4 separate regions of the Homo sapiens genome follow, and regions 1, 3 and 4 are each linked to region 2. Evidence: chromatin loops called from intact Hi-C (ENCODE). Cell type or tissue: HCT116. All regions are shown on one strand.

What was found. Hi-C counts contacts between places; a loop is a spot of excess contacts. Peaks named below come from ENCODE experiments on the same cell type or tissue, not always from the same donor. Only the 100,000 strongest peaks of a DNase experiment are listed, where the experiment ranks them.
Region 1: a loop joins it to region 2, with 4 times the contacts of the local background. A loop is called at or near these places in 6 of 110 quality-filtered maps.
Region 3: a loop joins it to region 2, with 8 times the contacts of the local background. A loop is called at or near these places in 15 of 110 quality-filtered maps.
Region 4: a loop joins it to region 2, with 5 times the contacts of the local background. A loop is called at or near these places in 15 of 110 quality-filtered maps.

Annotation. Positions count from the first base shown.
Region 1 is chr11:110,090,068-110,095,067 of GRCh38, forward strand. ZC3H12C (zinc finger CCCH-type containing 12C) reads left to right here and starts at 3,325. Exons shown (of 6, transcript NM_033390.2): 1 at 3,325-3,365. The coding sequence starts at 3,345. RefSeq lists silencers at 2,535-2,594, 2,895-3,154, 3,215-3,684. In HCT116, no CTCF peak of the experiment used is centred here; DNase peaks (open chromatin) are centred at 2,734, 3,084, 3,734, 4,034 and 1 weaker place; H3K4me3 peaks cover 3,201 bases; H3K27ac peaks cover 2,745 bases.
Region 2 is chr11:109,851,307-109,856,306 of GRCh38, forward strand. No RefSeq gene overlaps it. Among named protein-coding and RNA genes, the nearest start is that of LINC02715, 30 kb to the left of the region's middle. In HCT116, a CTCF peak has its summit at 2,070; a DNase peak (open chromatin) is centred at 2,055; H3K27ac peaks cover 1,477 bases.
Region 3 is chr11:110,374,897-110,379,896 of GRCh38, forward strand. The region is part of intron 2 of LINC02732 (long intergenic non-protein coding RNA 2732); the gene reads left to right. It overlaps LOC107984385 (a long non-coding RNA gene), which reads right to left and starts at 2,705. Exons shown (of 2, transcript XR_007062885.1): 1 at 2,607-2,705. In HCT116, a CTCF peak has its summit at 2,001 (motif pointing left); DNase peaks (open chromatin) are centred at 1,955 and 2,305; H3K4me3 peaks cover 365 bases; H3K27ac peaks cover 355 bases.
Region 4 is chr11:110,361,018-110,366,017 of GRCh38, forward strand. The region is part of intron 1 of LINC02732 (long intergenic non-protein coding RNA 2732); the gene reads left to right. Among named protein-coding and RNA genes, the nearest start is that of LINC02732, 8.4 kb to the left of the region's middle. RefSeq lists a silencer at 1,887-2,181 and an enhancer at 2,241-2,762. In HCT116, no CTCF peak of the experiment used is centred here; a DNase peak (open chromatin) is centred at 2,064; H3K4me3 peaks cover 863 bases; H3K27ac peaks cover 2,096 bases.

The sequences.
Region 1 (5,000 bases), 240 kb after region 2:
CTGTGCATGAGTGAGAGTGTATTCCTTGCTTGTTTTGCAAATCTCTGTAATTTTGTCCTACTTTTCCTTTCCAGCTGTTTGTTATCCTGTTCCCCAAATTTCCCTGGCACTCTTCGTATATGTTATCAATTCTATGAATATGTTCTTCCTTATCCTCTCCACTTATCAAAATACTACTCATTCATCACAATCCAGCTCAAATCTCCCCTTTTTGAAACCCCGACTCATCTTCTATGTAAGTGTTCCTAACCACCCCAACCTAAAGTGATTTCTCTGTCTTCTGATACCTCATGGCATTTATTACCTATACTCACATTTGACACCTATAAATTATCTTCTCTTCTTAGTTTTCTTTTAATTTTTCATGTGTTTTTATTTCTCCAAATAAATAGTAAAGTAATAAGGGCAGTTACTGTATCTTATTCACATAATGGGTCCTGATTCTAGAGTCAAATTGACTGCATTTTAGCCCCTGCACTGTTATTTACTGACTATAATCTTGGTCTTAGTTGTCTCGTCTGTGAAATGGAAATAGTGATAGGTGTTTCCTTATAGGGGTTTTGTGGGCATTATATGAGACAACGCATGCAAAGTGCTTAGAATAGTATCTGGAACATGGTAAGCATTCATTAAATGTTAGTTATTATAACTATTACTCATCTCTTTTACCTTGATTTTTAACCAAGCTTAATCAATGGAGTTCAGCTGAGTCAACTGTGGGATACAAGGTAAGAGGTAGACTGTGTGGGCAGTATACTGCGGAGTGGAGGAACTTCCTGGCATCACTAAAGCCGTGCCATAGATGCTGTCACTTATCGTCAAACAGCCAGTCTCGTTCTAAGTCCCTGCTAAGTCCCTTAGAGATCCTAAGATTGAGGGCCTCTAACTCTGCTCCAGAGACCTCCAAGGTTTTGGCACAGTGTAAAGGGGCTGCTTTCCCAGCCCCTACTTTCCTGCCAATAAAAATCTGACCCGGCTGCAGACAGCAGGCTACCAATCTTCCTAAGGGTCTTCAGGGTGGTATGAAAAAATGTGGACCTGGCCGGGCACAGTGGCTCACGCCTGTAATCCCAGCACTTTGAGAGGCCAAGGAAGATGGATCACTTGAGGCCAGGAGTTTGAGACCAGCCTGGGCACATGGGGAAAACTTGTCTCTACTAAAAATACAAAAACTAGCCAGATGTGGTGACACACACCTGTAATCCCAGCTACTGGGGAGGCTGAGGCAGGAGAATCGCTTGAACCCAGGAGGCGGAGGTTGCAGTGAGCTGAGGTCGCACCACTGCACTCCAGCCTGGGCGACAGGGTCAGACTCTATATAAAAAAAAAGTGTGCACCACAGAACCAGAGAAGGCAGCCTACCTGCCTACCTGCAATTTTATTTAATCGGCTTCATGACTGGCCTACTGACGTGGAAAACAGGCTCAGTAAGACACTCTCCTTTCATCTCACAGGCAGAGTCAGGATGCTCATGTGCACCAGCCAGTAGGATACTCTCAGCTGGGACCCCAACATCAACAGCTAAAGAGCAACTGATGCTGGCCAAAAAGATGGGGACATCTGTGCTGCTCAACTGAGCCATAAAGGCCTACATTTGGTAGAGAATATTAAACTGAAAATTATCAAGTTTGAACCCCAATAAGCATCATGAATATCACTACCATTAGGCAGTCCAAGCAAATTCAACAGATCCAGGCTTAAACCATATATATGCCCTACTGAAAACAACTCAGAGGCAAAACTAATTTTATGAAAGGTAAAAAGTTGATCAAAGGCATGAATCGTGGTCCAGTGAAACAAATGCGTCCTTTAGATGTAACAGACCTGAATACCTCACATTCAAGCTGTGTAACTGCAGGTAAATTTTCTAACCTCGATTTTCTGATGGATAAAGGGGTTTCTAATACCCAGCTCACATGGCTGTGGTGACAAACGGGACAGTGGATTTAAAGCAGGCTATTTGGCCCGTGGCATATGGTAGGGGCACAACCCATTCAGTGTCCCTCCCTCTCACTCCAGAAGCAGACTCATCCTGCCCTAGGCTGCTCGTAATGATTCCAAGGACAGGCGAATAAGGTTATTTGAACATTTCTGAAACATTGACTTAGTTTGTGCTGGGTGTTGTACGATTCACAGAAGTAGAAAGGCTCTCTGCTCCCGGTGCTTTTCAGCCTGCGATTCAGGCGCCCACCTCTGTGCAAAGGGCTGTTTCCTTCCGATCTCCTGAAAGAGATCTGGATGTATCTTGGGTTCAACCTCGATTTTGACACGATTGCCATTTCCATCAAAGCCAATTTCCTTGCTGAAAGAAGTCCTATCCCTGGGTGAAATCCCAACAGCTTCATTTGTTTAAATTCTTTTATTGGCCTTGCTAATGCAGGGTGTGGTTTTTCCTCATCACGGAATATTGATAAGTAAACAACTACGGGGAACCTGCCCTAAGAAGGCGGCCCGTCGATCTCCTTGACTGCCCGGGACATGATCAGTGTTACTGCTGGGTGGAGAAGGTGTCGCCGAGCGGAAAGGCGCCGTCCTGCACCAGGTCGGGGGAGAGGCGCGGGGAGGTCGGGACCGCTGGGTTGGGCCGGGGCAGGGAATAGGCGCGAGGGGAGGCGGCGCGGGAACCTCGGGCAGCCCCAGCGGCTGGGTCGAGCCCGACAGGTTCCAGCAGCTCCCCTCACCCCTCTCCACGCCTCTCGGGTTTTCCCCTTGGCTCAGGGTTTCCTGTTTCAGTTCTCGGCGTTCTCCAGCAGCAGGTGCTGGTTTGCCAACCTCGGCTCCAGAGGCGGCGACGGAGGAGAAGGAAAAGAGGGAAGGGGAGGAGGAAGCGGCGCGGCTGCGGTGGCTGCGGGCGGGCGGGCGGGCGAGGAGCGCGGAGCGAGGTGGCGGAGCCGGGTTCGCTCTCGCCCGCGGAGCAGCGGCACGGACGAAGGGCAGGGCCGAGCCGAGCCCAGCGCTCGGGCGCGCCCGAGCCGGGGCCCTGGCGTGCGGCCAGCTGTCCGGGCGGGAGGCATGAGGGAGCCTCGCGCTCGCCCCGCGCCCTAGCGGCGGCCGCGGCAGCCCAGGGCTGAGGCGAGAGGCGGCCGCCTGCCGGAGGGCCCCGGGGCTGCCCCAGCTCCAGGGCATGTAGTGATGGCTGCGGAGAAGAGAATGCAAGTAGGTTGAGCAACAGATTCGAGTGCGCGCGCGTTGGGGCTGTGAGTTGTGCAACCCAGGGAGGGGGCGCCGGGGCTGCGGCCCGCGGAGAGGGCGCGCGGGCGGGCGCGGCTTGGCGCGGGAGGGCCGCGGTGGCCGCTTCTCCGCGGGCCCCGCCGCCCGCTCGCCGCTTTCTCGCGGGGCTGGCTATGCCGGGTGGCGGCTCCCAGGTTTGTCCTCGGGAAGGGGGTGGGGGACGCGGACCGCGGCGAGAGTGGTCCTGGGGTAGCCGGTCGTGGGGAGGGCCGCGGGGCCGCGCCCGGGCGCCAGGCGGAGGGCGCCGGGGCCGCAGCGACCTCGCCGTGTGATCTCCAGGCCCAGGCGGGTCGGGCTCCGGAGGTCGAGTCACCGAGCTCCGGTCGCTCAGGTGGGGCCGAGCGGAAAGCCCAGCGCATCCTCCCCTCGGGCAACGCCGTCCCCGCCGGGATTTCGGGCGAGGTGAGGCCGGGCTTCCCGGCCCCGCGGCCTAAGGCACCGGTCCCCGCCCGCCCGGGGGCATAGATCGCGAACATGGAGGCGGGCTCGGGCGCCGCGGATGGAAACGGACACACTGCGCTGCCCCAGCGGCTCAGACTCGCGCGCGCTCGTGGGGCGAGACATCTCTTGGCATCTCGGATCCAGCCCTGGCCATTCGCTTAACTATCCATCCCTCCATCCAGATCGCCAGCAACCCCAGGCCGAGCGTCACGAAAGCCCCTCACTCCCCCCTCGTCCCTCCTTCACCCCCAGGCTCCAGTCCAGATCCCTTTTACACGCTGCGTTCATTTTAGCTCGGCTGTTCACATTTTTAACTCCGTATTAAGAAGTGTTACAAATATAACTTGGAGAAATGAATCCCGCATTTCTTCCCTAAGCTGTCTCATTTCAAGTCCTTAAAAACAGCCCTAACATCCAAGTACTGATTACTCTGTCTGGGGTTCTTGCCATTTGGTTATCCGTTAACAATCTCGGTTTGTGTTCGGTGTTTTGTGATAAAGAGATGAAAGACGAATCCAGATTTAGGAAAAGTTTTCCTATTGGTTGACAAGACTGTATTGGAGTATCCCAGGCCCATCAGGCGCTTATTGATTCAGACTTTTTTTAAACCATTTTAGAATAGATGCAGAGATAATTGGAGCTAAGTATTGTATGTTTAGGAATTTGGCAACGTTGTTCAGTTTTTCACTTGTTACGTGCTTGAGTTTTTCCACTTTTAAAATGCATATTATAAACGGAAAACGAGATAAACCTCAAACACAATTTTTGACTTTTCAAGAACCACAAGAAGTCATAAATACAGTGTGTTATAAATGTTTTTGTCTTAATGGACTTAGGATTTAGAGGGTATGACTTCCATTCATTTAATCACATGTACAATTAATTTTAGTAGCAGTTTCTTAAGTTTAGGGTTCTCTGTGTTTGACTACATGATAGCTTCATCAAACATTGGTAAAATTAATCTTAGTGTGATAAGCCCAGGAAGATGCCTATTTCGGACTTGACCCCCTGTTCACCTGTTTTCTTCAACAATTTGGCATGCTTATTTCCAGTTACCTAAATCTGTCTACTGGATGGTACCATAAAAATAGAATGGCCTGTTGACTATGTACCCATAGTTCAAAATGTTTTAATATTTTTACATGAAAGAGTCTATCTTACTTTCAAAGTAAGTTACAAGATTCTACTTCTAGTATTTGGTCACCATAAAAGTACTTAAACATTATAACCAAAGTAAAATGAACTTTTAAATAAACAACAACAAAGTGACTGGCATTTTTTAGCCTTTATTTAATAAGGGAAGTCTAACGGAACTATTTTAGTATAAT
Region 2 (5,000 bases):
TTGTTGTTAAAAGTATCTACTTGAGGTACAGTAAGTGATGAGTTAACATATGCTTTTCTGTGGAAAGAAAGCCTTTGAGATTCTGAACTCAAAGATGAGAAGGGTGCCAGGGAGTAAAACCCACTGGGTTTAAATTTGCATTTTCTCCATACCTTATGCCTAGCACGGAAAGCCCACAATGAGGTATGAAGGATGGGAATAGAAAAGAAAGTGGTGAGACAAATACATTTTTCATTTAGGTCTGCAGAAATCACACACCAAAAGGAGCTCAGTGGTCTTGGGCAAGAGACAACTTATCCAAGCCTCAATCCCCTGACCTGTTTAAAAAAAAAAAAAAAAGAAAATCACTCTCAGCTGTTTCTTTCTCTTGGGATTGCAGTGAGGAGTAAATAAAATAATGTCTATAAAAGCATTTCTAAACTGATAGGTATTACAAATAGAAGACATTACATACTAATATAAGGTATTGACATTTGCATTTTTGTTAAGTATTTTCACTGACTTGGCTTTAAATCATTTCCTTAACTGGCCTATTACTTTTGGGTGCTGGTCCCACTCAGCTTTTTTTGCTGAAATGAGGAGTGTGTGTGATGATTAATTTTATGAATCAACTCAACTGGGCTAAGGGAGTGTTGGCTAAACAATATTTATGGGTGTGTCTTTGAAGATATTTCTGGAAGAGATGAGCATTTGAATAGGCAGACTGAGTAAAGATCACTCTCACCAATGTTAATGGGCATCATCCAATCCACTGAAGTCCTGAATAGAACCAAAAGGTGAATAAAGGATGAATTTATTTTATCTGAAACATGAAAGCTCCTGGTTCCCAGGCCTGTGAACCTGAGACTTACACCAGCAGCCTGGCCTGGTTCCCAGGCATTTGAACTCCACCTGAATTACATCACCAGCTTTCATGGTGGTCCAGCTTGCAGACAGCAGATCGTGGGACTTCTCAGCTTCCATAATTGTATGAGTCCATTTCTACAATAAAGCTCCTCTAATTTCTACAATGGGGATATAAATGAAGCAGTGAGAAGGATGAGGATGTGGGGCCAGTTCTATCAGGTTCACATCTTAATAGCAATGTGATCCTAGGCAAGTTGCTTAAATACCTATTTCCCCCTCTGTGAATTGGGGAAATAACACCGCTTTTTCAAAAGCATGTTATCTATCTAAAGCACCTAGCCAAATTTAGCGCTCAGGATATTTGCCAATTGTTAGTTTCTTTCTCATAACTATCCAATAAATCAAGTAATTTTTTAAACCTACTGTGGCTTAATTCTTAGTACTCTCTTTCCCAGACAAAGGATAAAGAGTTCTAAAACATATCTAAATTTGTTTATTATGTGATCTTAAATAACTAATGTGATTTTTTTTAAATATTGCATGCTATTTTCAACTCTAGCTTTTATACCAAAAGAGGCCATGGGTGATTCTGAAACACAGAAATCCTCATCTCTACTTCTAAACCAAGAGGCTGATAATATGTTAATCCATGCTTTTATCAGGGATTAGAAGAAAACGAGTCACAAAAACTGCAAAGACTGATATATACTAAGTCCAGTAAAAATTGAAGTGTAATAAATACTGTTATATTTTTGTTACATGAATCATGTATGGGAACTGTCTGTATCCATGAAAAATTTTGAAATTTCTCTCTAATATATTCCTCCCACAACAACCCCCTCCCCTCAAATTGATGTCAATAACATTCCAGATGAAGTTTATCCTTTTATTAAATACACATCAGCAAATAAAGAAATACTTTTTGAGAAGTGCAACAACAACACCCCTTAAATGAAATAGCACTGATGCTTTTCAATGTTCCCAATAGTACATGCATTAAAACAGTATAGCTCTCTATAGGGAAGAAATACATCTTAAGTAATTCACTGCAATAAGAAAATGTAACTTCAGCAAACTACATATTTTATGGTCATCATTGTTTTGGGGATTTTTTTCTCTGTTTCCTATAATTAGCTGGGTGATTTTCTAGCTGATGTAATAAGCATGATTCTATTCAAGTTGCCCTTGTAAATTTACCGTAATTCCATTACCTCCCATCAGGCGGAGACATAGCTCTAGAAACCAGAAAGTTAAACAGCAAAGACATCTTAAAGTACTTCTTTTAGTTGCTTCCTATATGAATAGTTACTATACTCAGTTATGGATATTTGTCTCCTCAAGAAGAGCAATGAAATGTACATTCACAGAAAGACAAAATCTGGCAATACATGTGTCTGGAAGACGCTCAGGTCATTCGGTCACCACTTCAGTGACTTAACACAACTTTCTGTATCTTGGGGTCTTCATTTTTATCATTCTCGCCTGCCAAGGCTCAAAATATTGCTGCTTATAGAATGGTGGTGTCTCCTTAGAGAAAATATAGCATGTAAATAAATGCCCATTCTTTATTCCCTTATCTATCTACCTTTTTTTAGAGTCAAAACAAATTCTGTTCCCATAAAATCTTCCTTAATTACATTCACCACATTTTGCTTTCTCCTGATTTTGGTGTTTTATTAATTTCTCAAAGAACTGAAAATAGAACTGCCATTTTATCCAGCAATCCCACTACTGGGTATCTACCCAAAGGGAAAATAAATAATTATATAAAATTCTACCTGCATTCATATGTTTATCACAGCACTATTCACAACAGTAAAGTCATGGAATCAACCTAAAAGTCCATCACTGGATGATTGCATTAAAAAAATGTGATAAATCATGGACTACTACTTAGCCATAAAAAAAAAAATCATGACTTTTGTGGCAACATGGGTGGAACTAGAGGCCATTATCTTACGTAAAATAACTCAGAAACAGAAAGTCAAACACCACATGTTTTCCTTTATAAGTGGGGGCTAAATAATGTGTACACCTAACATACAGAGTAGAATAATAGACACTGGAAACTCTAAAAGGTGGGAAATTCAGTGGCGGGTGAGGGATGAAAAATTACCTACGGGGTACAAGGTATACCTATTTAGGTGATGATTATACTAAAAGCCCAGACTTTACCACTACATAATGCACCATGTAACAAAATTGCACTTATACCCCCTAAATCTATAAAAAGAAAAATAAAATAAATAAAAAATAAATGCTTTGTTGTCCTTTCAACAACTTTTACAGTATCTTCATAGGAACGGAGGATGCAGTGAGCCAAGATCACACCACTGCACTCCAGCCTGGGCAACAAGAGTGAAACTCCTTCTCAAAAAAAAAAAAAAAAGAAGAAAGAAAGAAGCCACGTTCTTTGTACATCCATAAGAAGCAACTCTTCATTCATTGAAGTTGTATCATGAGATTGCAGCAATTCAGTCACATCTTCAGGCTCCACTTCTACTTCTAGCTTTCTTGCTATTCGCACCACTTTTGCTGTTACTTCCTCCACTGAAATCTTGAAGCCCTCAAACTCATCCATGAGGATTGGAGTCAACTTCTGCCTAACTCCTGTTAATGTGCATTTTTGACCTTCTTCCATAAACCATGAATGTCCTTAATGTCATCTAGAATGATGAATCCTTTCCAGAAGATTTTCAGTCTACTTTGCCCAGATCCATGAGATGAATTGCTATCTAAGGCAGCTCTAGCCTCATGAAATATATTGCTTAAATAATAAGACTTGAAAGTCAAAATGACTCCTTGATTCAAGCAAAATGGATGCTTGGTTAGCAGGTGTAAAAACACCATTAATCTTCTTGTACATGTTCATCAGAACTCCTGGATTACTAAAATATTACTCAATGAGCAGTAATACTTTGAAAGGCATCTTTTTTCCTGAGTAGTAGGTCTCAATGGAGGCATTAAAATATTTAGTAAGCCATGCTTTAAACAGATGTGCTGTCATCTGGACTTTGTTGTTTTATTGATAGAGCATAACAATTTTTAAGGGCCCTAGGATTTTCAGAATACTAAATGAGCATTGGCTTCAACTAAGTCACCAGCTGCATTAGCCTCTAACAAGAAAAGCAGCATGTCTTTTGCAGCTATGAGGCCAGGCATTGACTTCTCCTCTCTAGCTGTGGAAGTCCTAGATGGCATCACCTTCCAATAGAAGGCTGTTTTGTCTACATTGCAAATCTGTTGTTTAGTAGCTACCTTCATCAGTGATCTTAGCTAGATCTTCTGGATAACTTGCTGCAGCTTCTACATCAGCACTTGCTGCTTCACCTTGCACTTTTAAGTTACAGAGATGGCTTCTTTCCTTAAACCTCATGAACCAAGCTCTGTTAGCTTCAAACTTTTCTTCTTCAGCTTCCTTACCTCTCTCAGCCTTCATAGAATTCAAGAGAGTCTGGGCCTTACTCCAAATTGGGTTTTGGAAGGCCCAGACTGACTGCTCCACAGAACAGCTTTTTCCCCATCTCTTTCCATCTATGCCCCTTTCCTCAGGCCTCCCTACTTCCTGAGACACAGAAATATTTGTGGCTGATTTGATCTTCTATCCAGACCACCAAAACTTTCTCCATATCAGCAATAAGACTGTTTCACACTCTTATTACTCGTGTGTTTATGGAAGTAGCAATTTTAATTCTCTTCAGTAACTTTTTCTTTGTTGTCACAACTTGGCTGTTGGGTGAAACAGGCCTAGCTTTTGGCCTGTCTCAGCTTTCAACCTGCCGTTCTCACTAAGCTTAATCATTTCTAGCTTTTGATTTAAAGTGAGCAACGTGCAACTCTTCCTTCCCCTTGAACACTTAGAGGCCAATGTAGGATTATTAATTGGTCTAATTTCAGTATTTCTGTGTCTCAGGAAATAGGGAGGCCTGAGGAAAGGGGCATAGATGGAAAGAGATGGGGAAAAAGCTGTTCTGTGGAGCAGTCAGAACACAAACATTTATCGATGAAGTTAACTGTCTTATGTGGGCATGATTCGTGGCCCCCCAAGATAATTATAACAGTAATATCAAAGATCCTTGATCATAGATCACCATAACAGATATAATAATAATTTAAAATTTAAAATATTGCAAGAATTTCCAAACCGTGACACA
Region 3 (5,000 bases), 520 kb after region 2:
GGAAAAACAGACAATAAACATGTAAACAAATCAATAAAATAACCAGATGGTGAGAAGCCCTGAAAGAAATAAAAAAAAAAGTGTGTTATTAAGAACAGCAGGGAGGATCTGTGTCCTATGCTGGGGAAGTCAGGGAAGATTTCACAGCAGCCTGAAGAATGAGAAAGAGCCAGCTGTACTATGAGCTGTTTAAGACAGAGGAAATTGGGTCACTGGCTTAGAGAGAGATTGGGTTCTACTCACTGTCAGAGGCCAGCAGTGCAAGGTTCCTCCTTATCTTCTTATGGCCTGTGTCCTTCTATAGCCCTGGCCACTGAGAATTGGCTCAGACTGTGACTGTGACTTGCTGTCCTCAACTTCCTTATCCAACTGAAATTGGATGGTCCATCATAGTCACCCTCTTGAATAGATCCCAAACTCCCTTGTCCTTTTAATTGTACTTTAAACTCACTTGGCCAAACTCCAACCCTGGTTAAATCCAGCTCTCTGCCCTACTCCATGTCTTTGCCCATTGAGTATGGTGGAAGAATAGCCCACAATCTCATTGGCTGGTTCTATGGTCTGAATGTTGGTATGCTTTCCAAAATCATAGGCTGAAACTTAATCCTCAATGTCATAGCATGGAGGTGGAGACTTTGGGGGAAGTGATTAAGTCATGAAGACTGCCTTCATAAATGGGATAATGTAAAGGAGATTAAAAGGAGGCTGTTTGCTCCCTTCTACCATGTGAGAATGCAGCAAGAGGTACCATCTCTGTGCAATGAGCCCTTACCAGACATTGAACCTGCTGGCACTTTATCTTGGACTTCCCAGCCTCCAGAACTGTGAGCAATACATTTCTGTTGTTTATAAATTACCCAGTGTAAGATACTTTGTTATAGCAGCACAAATGGACTAAGACTAAGGACCTCAGTTCCACTTTAAATTCGCCGAGGTCGTTATGCTACCAAGCAATCTTATGAGATTCCCCTGTTCCCTCTCTCTTCTACTCTCCCTACTCCAGGTTCATGAAGAGAGGGGTTGGAGTATCATGATCTCTACTCCCCCTCCACCAGGTAGATAAGAGAGGGGCAGCTCTGTGAACCCAAGCTTGCCTAGCCCCAGCTCCCCTTCCTGCCACTCTCTCTACTCAGATCCTGGTCATTCCATTCTTCAAAGCTCAGCTATTCTCTCTCTTGAAAAGTGCCCTTTTTCCATCAAACACATAAAACCTGTTCAAAGAACTAAGGCAGCAGGTGATTCTTGGCATCCAACAGGAGCTTACAACAAAGGGTGGGAGTATGTAAGACAGGATCCTTTTTTTATCAGTTGCCCCACTAACCTTGGGCAAATCACAAATTTCCATCTCTGAGATGTGCTCTGATGATGATGTGTGGGAGAGCATTTTAAAAAGTAGTAGAGCGCTAAGCACATCCACAAACTATAATCCAATTCAATAAATTATATCACATCTTGATAATCAAATGTTGCAGAAATTTTAATTACTCCATGTATTATTGTAATAATTACTCTATGTATTATTAATTACTCCATGTATAATTAATAAGTCATGGGTATTTAGGGAATTACAAGCCTTTTAAATGTATTTTTTCCTCTTTCCCTCAAATACATACACACCATAAAATCACAGCCTTATGGCTTTAATTTTAATATACTTGTTAACCTTTTATTTCTAATCCAATGAGTATCACAAATCCACCTCCAACCCACCTTAATTCCTAAAGTTTTGTATGTTTGCAAAAACAAACTCTTGGCATTCGGATTAAAATCAAATCTGTTGTTCTTTCCATGGCACATTGCTTTGTCCTGCTGGTTACTTTATTAGTTCATTTCAGGGTCCTTCCGCTGGGAGTTCTCACTCAGACTGGCTGGGGAGAACTCTGGCAGGCTGCCTAATGGACTCTTAGGGTGTGGAATCCACAGTGAATTCCCCGTTCAAATCTTCCTCTGAGAAATTTTGATACTTGCCAGACTGTTTCCTTTCTACTAGGGCTCCATCTACTGGACAAAAATGACCAGTAGTGCCTGCGCTTCTCCATTATGGCTTTGAAATTTTCAAATTAGGTGGAAATCTAATACACCTTCTCTTTGTTAAAAGAAACACTTTAGACAAATTAAATTTAACAGTGTTTGAGCAGAGAATGATACAATAGTTGGGCTGCCCCCAGAACCAGAACAGGTTCAGAGCAAACCCGGGGCTACTACGTGGTTGAATAACATTTATGGAGAAAGGAAAGTGACGGACTAAAGACAGAAGTGAGGTACAGAAACAGCTGGATTGGTGACAGCTGGGTGTTTGCCTTATACAAACAGTTGGCCACCTGTGATTGGCTGAAACTCAGCTGCTGTGATTGGCTGAGCCTCAGCTGCTTGTCACAAGAGCAGGTCATAGTCTGTTTGCACATTCAGTTAGGTTACAGTTCACTATGTATGGAGAAACCTTTAGGCTGAACTTAAAATATGTAAGGAAGTAGCTTTAGGCTAAACTTAATTTAACATTTAAATTTAATTTTACACATTAAAATTATTGTCCTAGGTTGTTCATGCTGTTGCAACAAAATACCGTAAACTGGGTAGCTAATACACAACAGAAACTTATTTCTCACAGTTTTGAAGTCTGAGAAGTCCAAGATCAAGGTGCCAGCAGATCTGGTGTCTGGTGAGAGCCAGCTTTCTCATAGAGCATGACTTCTTGCTGTGTCCTCACTTGGTGGAAGGGGCAGAGGCCCTTTTAAAAGGGCACTTAGTTGATTCATAGGACTCTGCCCTCATGCCCTAGGCCTCCAAAGGCCTGCTTTCTAAATACCATCCTCACCTTGGGGGTTAGAATTTCAACATACGAATTAGCGGGGGACACAAACATTCAGACCACAGCAATTATACTTAATTCTGCCTTTTCAAGGTCTCTGCTCTATTCCTGGACACAAAGAGTTTAAATGTTTTTTGGTCCTACCTCCTGGATACATTTTCTTTTCTTTTTTTGAGACAAGTTCTCACTCTGTTGGCCAGGCTGGTGTGCAATGGTGTGATCTTGACTTACTGTGACCTCTGCCTCCCAGGCTCAAGTGATCCTCCCACTTCAGCCTCCCAGTAGCTGCAACTACTGCCACCATGCCTGGATAATTTTTATATTTTTTTTTCTAGAGATAGGGCTTAGCAATGTTGCCCAGGCTGGTCTTAAACTCTTGGCCGCAAGCAATCTGCCCACTTGGACCAAAGTGCTGGGATAACAGGTGTGAGCCACCACGCCTGGCCCTGGACACATTTTGCTTTTTGGAGGAAAGTTCTAGTGTCCTTTAATAGTAATTAATTATTTGGACTAAAGACTTTTGGAAGCTACAGACTTTCATTCATGTTACAGGTCCTAAATTGCTGTTTTCAGTGTGCAAAGGTTGCCTTTCTGAAGAACCTTCCATTAATAATTTTTACTTCTGTTAGGATCACATGGACTGACTTGAGTCTTGGGTTTTTTTTTTTTTTTTTTTTTTTTGAGACAGTCTCGCTTTGTTGCCCAGGTTGGAGTGCAACGATGCGATCTCAGCTCACTACAACCTCTACCTCCTGGGTTCAAGCGATTCTCCTGCCTCAGCCTCCTGAGTAGCTGGGACTACAGGTGCGCACCACCACGCCCTGTAGTTTTTTTTTTTTTTTTTTTTTTGTATTTTTTAGTAGAGTCGGGGTTTCACCATGTTAACCAAGATGGTCTCGATCTCTTGACCTCGTGATCAGCCCGCCTTGGCCTCCAAAGTGCTGGGTGGTTCTAAGTGAACACATTTCTTATATAGTTTTCCAGGCCCTTTACCCTCCTTCTCTCAGGGAAATCTGGTCCAAGATATTATCTGCAAATTTCTTTTGTTTTTTTTTTTTTTGAGACAGAGTCTCACTCTGTCACCCAGGCTGGAGTGCAGTGGTGTGATCTCGGCTCACTGCAACCTCTTCCTCCCAGGTTCAAGAGATTCTCCTATCTCAGACTCCTGAGTAAGTGGGACTACAGGCAAGTATCACTGTGCCTGGCTAATTTTTGTATTTTTAGTAGAGACAGGGTTTCACCATGTTGGTCAGGCTGGTCTTGAATTCCTGACCTCAGGTGATCCACCCGCCTCAGCCTCCCAAAGTGCCGGGATTACAGATGTGAGCCACTGCGCCCGGCCTATCTATAACTTTCTAACAGTTGGAATTGCATTTTTGGCTGTTTCACTTTACTTCTACGCTCAGGTTTGATGAAAGAAATAATGTATACAGTGGTCCATTTCCAAGACAAAGTGCCTTGAATCGGCTTCAGTCAGCAAACTACAGAAGAAACAGGATATACCAGGCCCCTGCTTGGATACCCTGTCCCCTCCCACCACCTTAGTTGCCCTCACCTGAACCAAAGAAGTTTAAGATGAAAGTTTACCAGCCTGCAAAATAGCTCACTTTGTCTGTTCTTATCAGCCTGCCCAGCTATTTAGGTCATAAGTCAAATTCTTGAAGAGTCCTTAAGTTAAGTAGGATTGCAATGTATTGTGGCCTACAACAAAATGCAGCAGGACAACCCTGAAGAAGACACCCAAAGCCCCTACCCAACCACCATTCGGTGACGTCTGGGAAGATTGTGACCCCATAGTACTCAGCCTATGAGGAACTGGGGGAGGGACCTGTGCATGAGGGCATAAATTGCTTGTTGAAACCGTGCTGGGTGTGCCTGCCTATCAAACACTCAGTCTTGCTAGACTGTCCTTAGAAGTCTCACTTTCCCTGTTCTCCAGGTCTTTGAGTCCATTCTTTGATTTGAATGGGTGAGTTTGTTTCTCACATTTGAGGATGAGTTTCTTCAGTTCATTATTTTTTTCAGTGAATATTTATTGAATGCCTCCTATGAGCAAAACACTGGTTTAGGCATCAGGAGTGTATTAAAGTTGCTGCCCTCCTGAAGAGTATATTCTGGAAGGTAGGAGGAAGTGTTGAAATGAGGACAGACAATAAATAAGTAAACACATAGAATGCGAGATGGTCGATTG
Region 4 (5,000 bases), 510 kb after region 2:
CTGAAATGATGGACTACAAGTTATAATGTGTGTTACCTACACTTCAATCAGTAATATTAGCAAATCTCCAAATGTTAGTCACATTGGTTTGTCTCCCTTGTACATTCTTTATTCATGATATTACAGTGCTGTAACTGGGTGGTCCTTTTTAAACAAAACATTATTTGCAAAACAGAGGGTATTATTTGTTTTTAAAGGTTTTGTGAATAAAGACTTCAAAATATTTTCTTATAAAAAAAAGAAATTGGATGACAATCTTATTATTGTTTTCTTTCTTTTTTTTTTTTTTACCTTCTAGGGTTTTCTTCGTATTCTGAATTCTACAATTTTATCAGGATATCTTTTTTTTTTTTTTTTTTGAGACAGAGTCTCTCACTGTCGCCTAGGCTGGAATGTAGTGGCGTGATCTTGGCTCACTGCAACCTCTGCCTCCCGGGTCCAAGTGATTCTCCTGCCTCAGCCTCCTGAGTAGCTGGGATTAGAGGTGTGTGCCACCACACCCGGCTAATTTTTGTATTTTTAGTAGAGACAGGGTTTCACCATGTTGGCCAGGCTGGTCTCGAACACATGACCTTGTGATCTGCCCACCTTGGCCTCCCAAAGTGCTGGGATTACAGGTGTGAACGACTGCGCCCAGCCCTTTTTTTTTTTTAGACAGTCTCGCTCTGTTGCCCAGTTGGGGTGCAGTGGTGCAATGCCAGCTCACCGCAACCTCTACCTCCTGGGTTCAAGCAATTCTCCTGCCTCAGCCTCCTGAGTAGCTGGGATTACAGGATTACAGGATTACAGGTGCATGCTACTGAGTCTGGCCAATGTTTGTATTTTTAGTAGAGATGGGGTTTTGCCACGCTGGCCAGGCTAATCTCGAACTTTTGACCTCGGGTGATCTGCCCATCTTGGCTTCCCAAAGTGCCAGGATTACAGGTGTGAGCCACCACACCTGGCCTTACCAGGATATCTTTAGCTCTGTGTGTGTGTGTGTGTGTGTGTGTGTGTGTGTGTATGTGTGTGATGTGTATGCATATTTTTCCTCCCCTTGCTTAAAAATTGGTGAGATTTCAATCTAAAACCTTTTTTCTTTTCTTTTTTTGAGACCAAGTCTCGCTCTATCACCCAGGCTGGAGTGCAGTGGTGCGATCTCAGCTCACTGCAGCCTCCATCTCCTGGGTTCAAGCGATTCTTGTGCCTCATCCTCCTGAGTAGCTGGAACTATAGGCGTGTGCCACCACACCCAGTTAATTTTTGTGTTTTTAGTAGAGATGAGGTGTTGCCATGTTGGCCAGGCTGGTCTCGAACTCCTGGCCTCAAGTGATCTGCCCACCTCGGTGTCCCAAAGTTCTGGGATTACAGGCGAGAGACACCATGCCTGGTCCTAAAAACTCTTTAGCACAGGAAAATTTTATTTTCTGGATTATTTATTTTTCTCCACAGTCCTAAATACATTCTAAAACCACATTTTTATAGGTATTAGATTTCTCAGAGTTAACTTCTACATATTTTAATTTTCTCTCATATTTTCTGTCATTTTACTTTATCTTTCAGGTAATCAAATTGATCTTCGGTTGTGTCTGTATTATTGTTTAGTCATCCCTTTGAAACGTTTATTTTTAGTTCCTAATAACTCTTTTGTGTTCTCTGATTGCTACTTGTCATAGCAAACTGTAATTAAGATTGTAGTACGCTATAAATTCCTGATTATCCTAATTAGCATTGTTACTAGTATTGTTTTAAATACTAATTTTATTAATTTGTTAATTTAGGTGTTTGGAATATGATTGATTTCGTGTGTGTGTTAATTAGGTTTTTTTTTTTTTTAATTATTTTCCCCTGCTTGGATTATCTTTTTCCTTTGGGTCAGTTGTTTTGTTTTCTAAAGCTTTCACTTTTGTATTGTTTTTCCTGAGAAGTGTGGTGTTCTCTATTGTCTATTCATTTGAATGAATTCAGAACCAAACAAATGCCTTAATTTAGCACAACCAGCTTGTGTGGGTTTCCTCTTCAATTGTTTAGGTTTGTTTCTCCAGGAAGGTTTTCCCTGAATAGAATGACTGGCACGAGTTCTGTGTAAGTAGGCAGGACTTTTGGACAGGAAGGCTTCCCTGTAGGTTTCCTGTGGGCAGAGTAGGCAAGAAGGCTGGGGAACCTGAGCTTCCCCAGGAGGAGGTAGAGACGCATTTTGAGTTTGATTGTTTCCCCTCTGAGTTTATAAATGTAGAGATTCAAAGTTTCTTCAGTTATCTCCTTTTAAGCTACAAGACCCTCCGGAGGAACACTCTCTCTGCCCTTTCTTTCTAAAAAGCAGTGCCCTGGCTTGTAGCCCGAGGCCAAAAGTCTCAGCTGCCTAGCTTTGTTTACACAGGTCACAGGAAAGGGGCCCAGCTGTCCCAAGGCACTGAATCCAGTTCTTTAATGAGGCCACTGTTGATTGCCCGCACGGCCCATCATTGTATTGTTGACCAAGTGAGGAGTTTCTCTGGGCCCCCTTGGGAAGACACATACTTATTTCCTGTGCCCTGGCCTGCAGTTTCTCATCAGTTCATCCATCTGCTTTGTATCTTTTAGAAATTTCCCAAAACTCTTGTGTGCTGATGACACTCTTTCTTGTTTCCTATTGCTGTTATTCACTCATTTTCTTTAAAGAATATTTTCTGTCACTTTTATGGGAATGTGGAAGATAGAAGAGGTAAATACATGTGCTCATCCACCATTTTGTGTACAAGCGCACACACACAGTACACATACATGCACAAGCACACGCACACACACACGCAATACACATACACGTGAAAAGCAAATACAGTAATGCATCCAGTTAATCCTTTGGGGGAAAGGCAGATTCCTATTAATATAAATTATCAGAATACAATCACTAGATCTCTCAGTTGGTTCCAATGTTTTGCCCAGGTTATGCTTATTTTAAAAATTAATACTCAGCAATGTGTCAGAAATTACAGCTATGAAGTCTGAAAGTAAAAAAAATTACAGTGTCATTTTAGAATTATTTTACAAAATTATCTGTACCTGAAAAGGAAGACATGGTCACTGTTGCTAGTGTCTTCCCAGTCCCTTTACCTTGGGATTTTGACTTGAGTACCTCGGTTCCTCAGTGAATATGAGGGGCAGCTTGCCAAGGCATTGTTTTAGGCACAATTTTGTAAGAAGTGCTGCTGTTCAACTCTTATATCCTCTGGACACATAAATGCCATTTGGAGTCTCCTAATTCAAATTCCCATCCTTACAAATTCCTTAAAGAAGTGTTTAACTTAAGACAAAAACAACCACAGGCCAGGTGTGGTGGCTCACGCCTGAAATCCCAGCATTTTGGAAGGCCAAGCCATGAGGATTGCTTGAGTCCAGGAGTTTAAGACCAGCCTAGGCAACATAGTGAGATCCCATCTCTAAAAAAAAAAAAAAAAAAACCCAAAATTAGCCAGGTGTGGTAGTGCATGGCTGCTGCAGTCCCAGCTACTCAGGAGGCTGAGGTGGGAGGATTTTTGAGCCCAGGAGGTCAAGGCTGCAGTGAGCCAAGATGGCGACACTGCACACTGGCCTGGGCAACAGAGCGAGACCTTGTCTCAAAAAGGAAAAAAACAAAAACAAAAACAAAACAAACAAGAACAAAAAAACACAAACATTTTGATTGTAAGAAACAGAACCCAAAATGTGAAATGAGCAAGGTGCTCAAAGCTAGGAAATCTGAGGCCAGATCTGAGTTCTACTACTCACTAACCTGTGGTCTTGGGAAAAGGATTTACGTTTTCTAAACCTCCATTTTCTGAATTTTAAATTGAAGATAATAATAGTACCTACTTCATAGGATGGTTTTGAATATTAAGATAGTATACATAAGTCCCTTAGCACATTACCTGACACATAGTATGGGCCTCATTAGATATTAGCATTATCATTAATATCTGCAAATAATTCATATTTATATTACAGAGCAGTTATGGAATAAATATTCAATTCCTTCTTATTTTTATATTCATAAAATATAGAGAAATATTCCTTACTTCCTAGTTCCACCTGGATAGTATTATTTTGGCTTCTTTTTTTTTTTTTTTTTTTTTTTGAAATGGAATCTCCCTCTGTCGTCCAGGCTGGAGTGCAGTGGCACAATCTCGGCTCACTACAAGCTCTGCCTCCTGGGTTCACGCCGTTCTCCTGCCTCAGCCTCCCAAGTAGCTGGGACTACAGGCGCCCGCCACCACTCCTGGCTAATTTTTTTGTATTTTTAGTAGAGACGGGGTTTCACGGTGTTAACCAGGATGGTCTCAATCTCCTGCCCTCGTGATCCGCCGTCTCGGCCTCCCAGAGTGCTGGGATTACAGGCGTTCTGTTTTTTTACCCGGCCTGTTCTTTTTTTTTAGATAGTAAAATACACAAGACATAAAATTTACCATGTTAACTCTTTTTAAGTGTACAGTTCAGTGACATTAAAAATACTTTTGGGCCGGGCACAGGGTCTTGCTCTGCTGCCCAGGCTGGAGTGCAGTGGTGTGATCATGGCTCATTGCAGTCCTGACTTCCCAGGCTCAAGTGATCCTCCCACCTCAGCCTCCCAAATACCTGGGACTACAGACACATGCCACCACGCCTGGCTAATTTTTTGTAGAGATGGAGTTTCGCCATGTTGCCTGGGTTGGTCTCAAACTCCTGGTCTCAAGTGATCCACCTATCTTGCCCTCTCAAAGTGCTGGGATTAAAGGTGTGTCATTCTTTTTTAAGACTGAAGAATATTCCACTGCATGTGTACACCATGTTTTGTTTATCCACTTATCTGTCCATAGGCACTTGGGGTGCTTCAGCTCTTGGCCGTTATGAATAAGGCTGTTATGATACAGGTGTATAAATATTTGGTCAAGTCCCTGCTTCTTTTTTTCTTTTTTTTTTGAGACGGAGTCTCGCTCTGTTGCCCAGGCTGGAGTTCAGTGGCACGATCTCAGCTCACTGCAACCTCCGCCTCCCCAGCTCACACCATTTTCCTGCCTCAGCCTCCC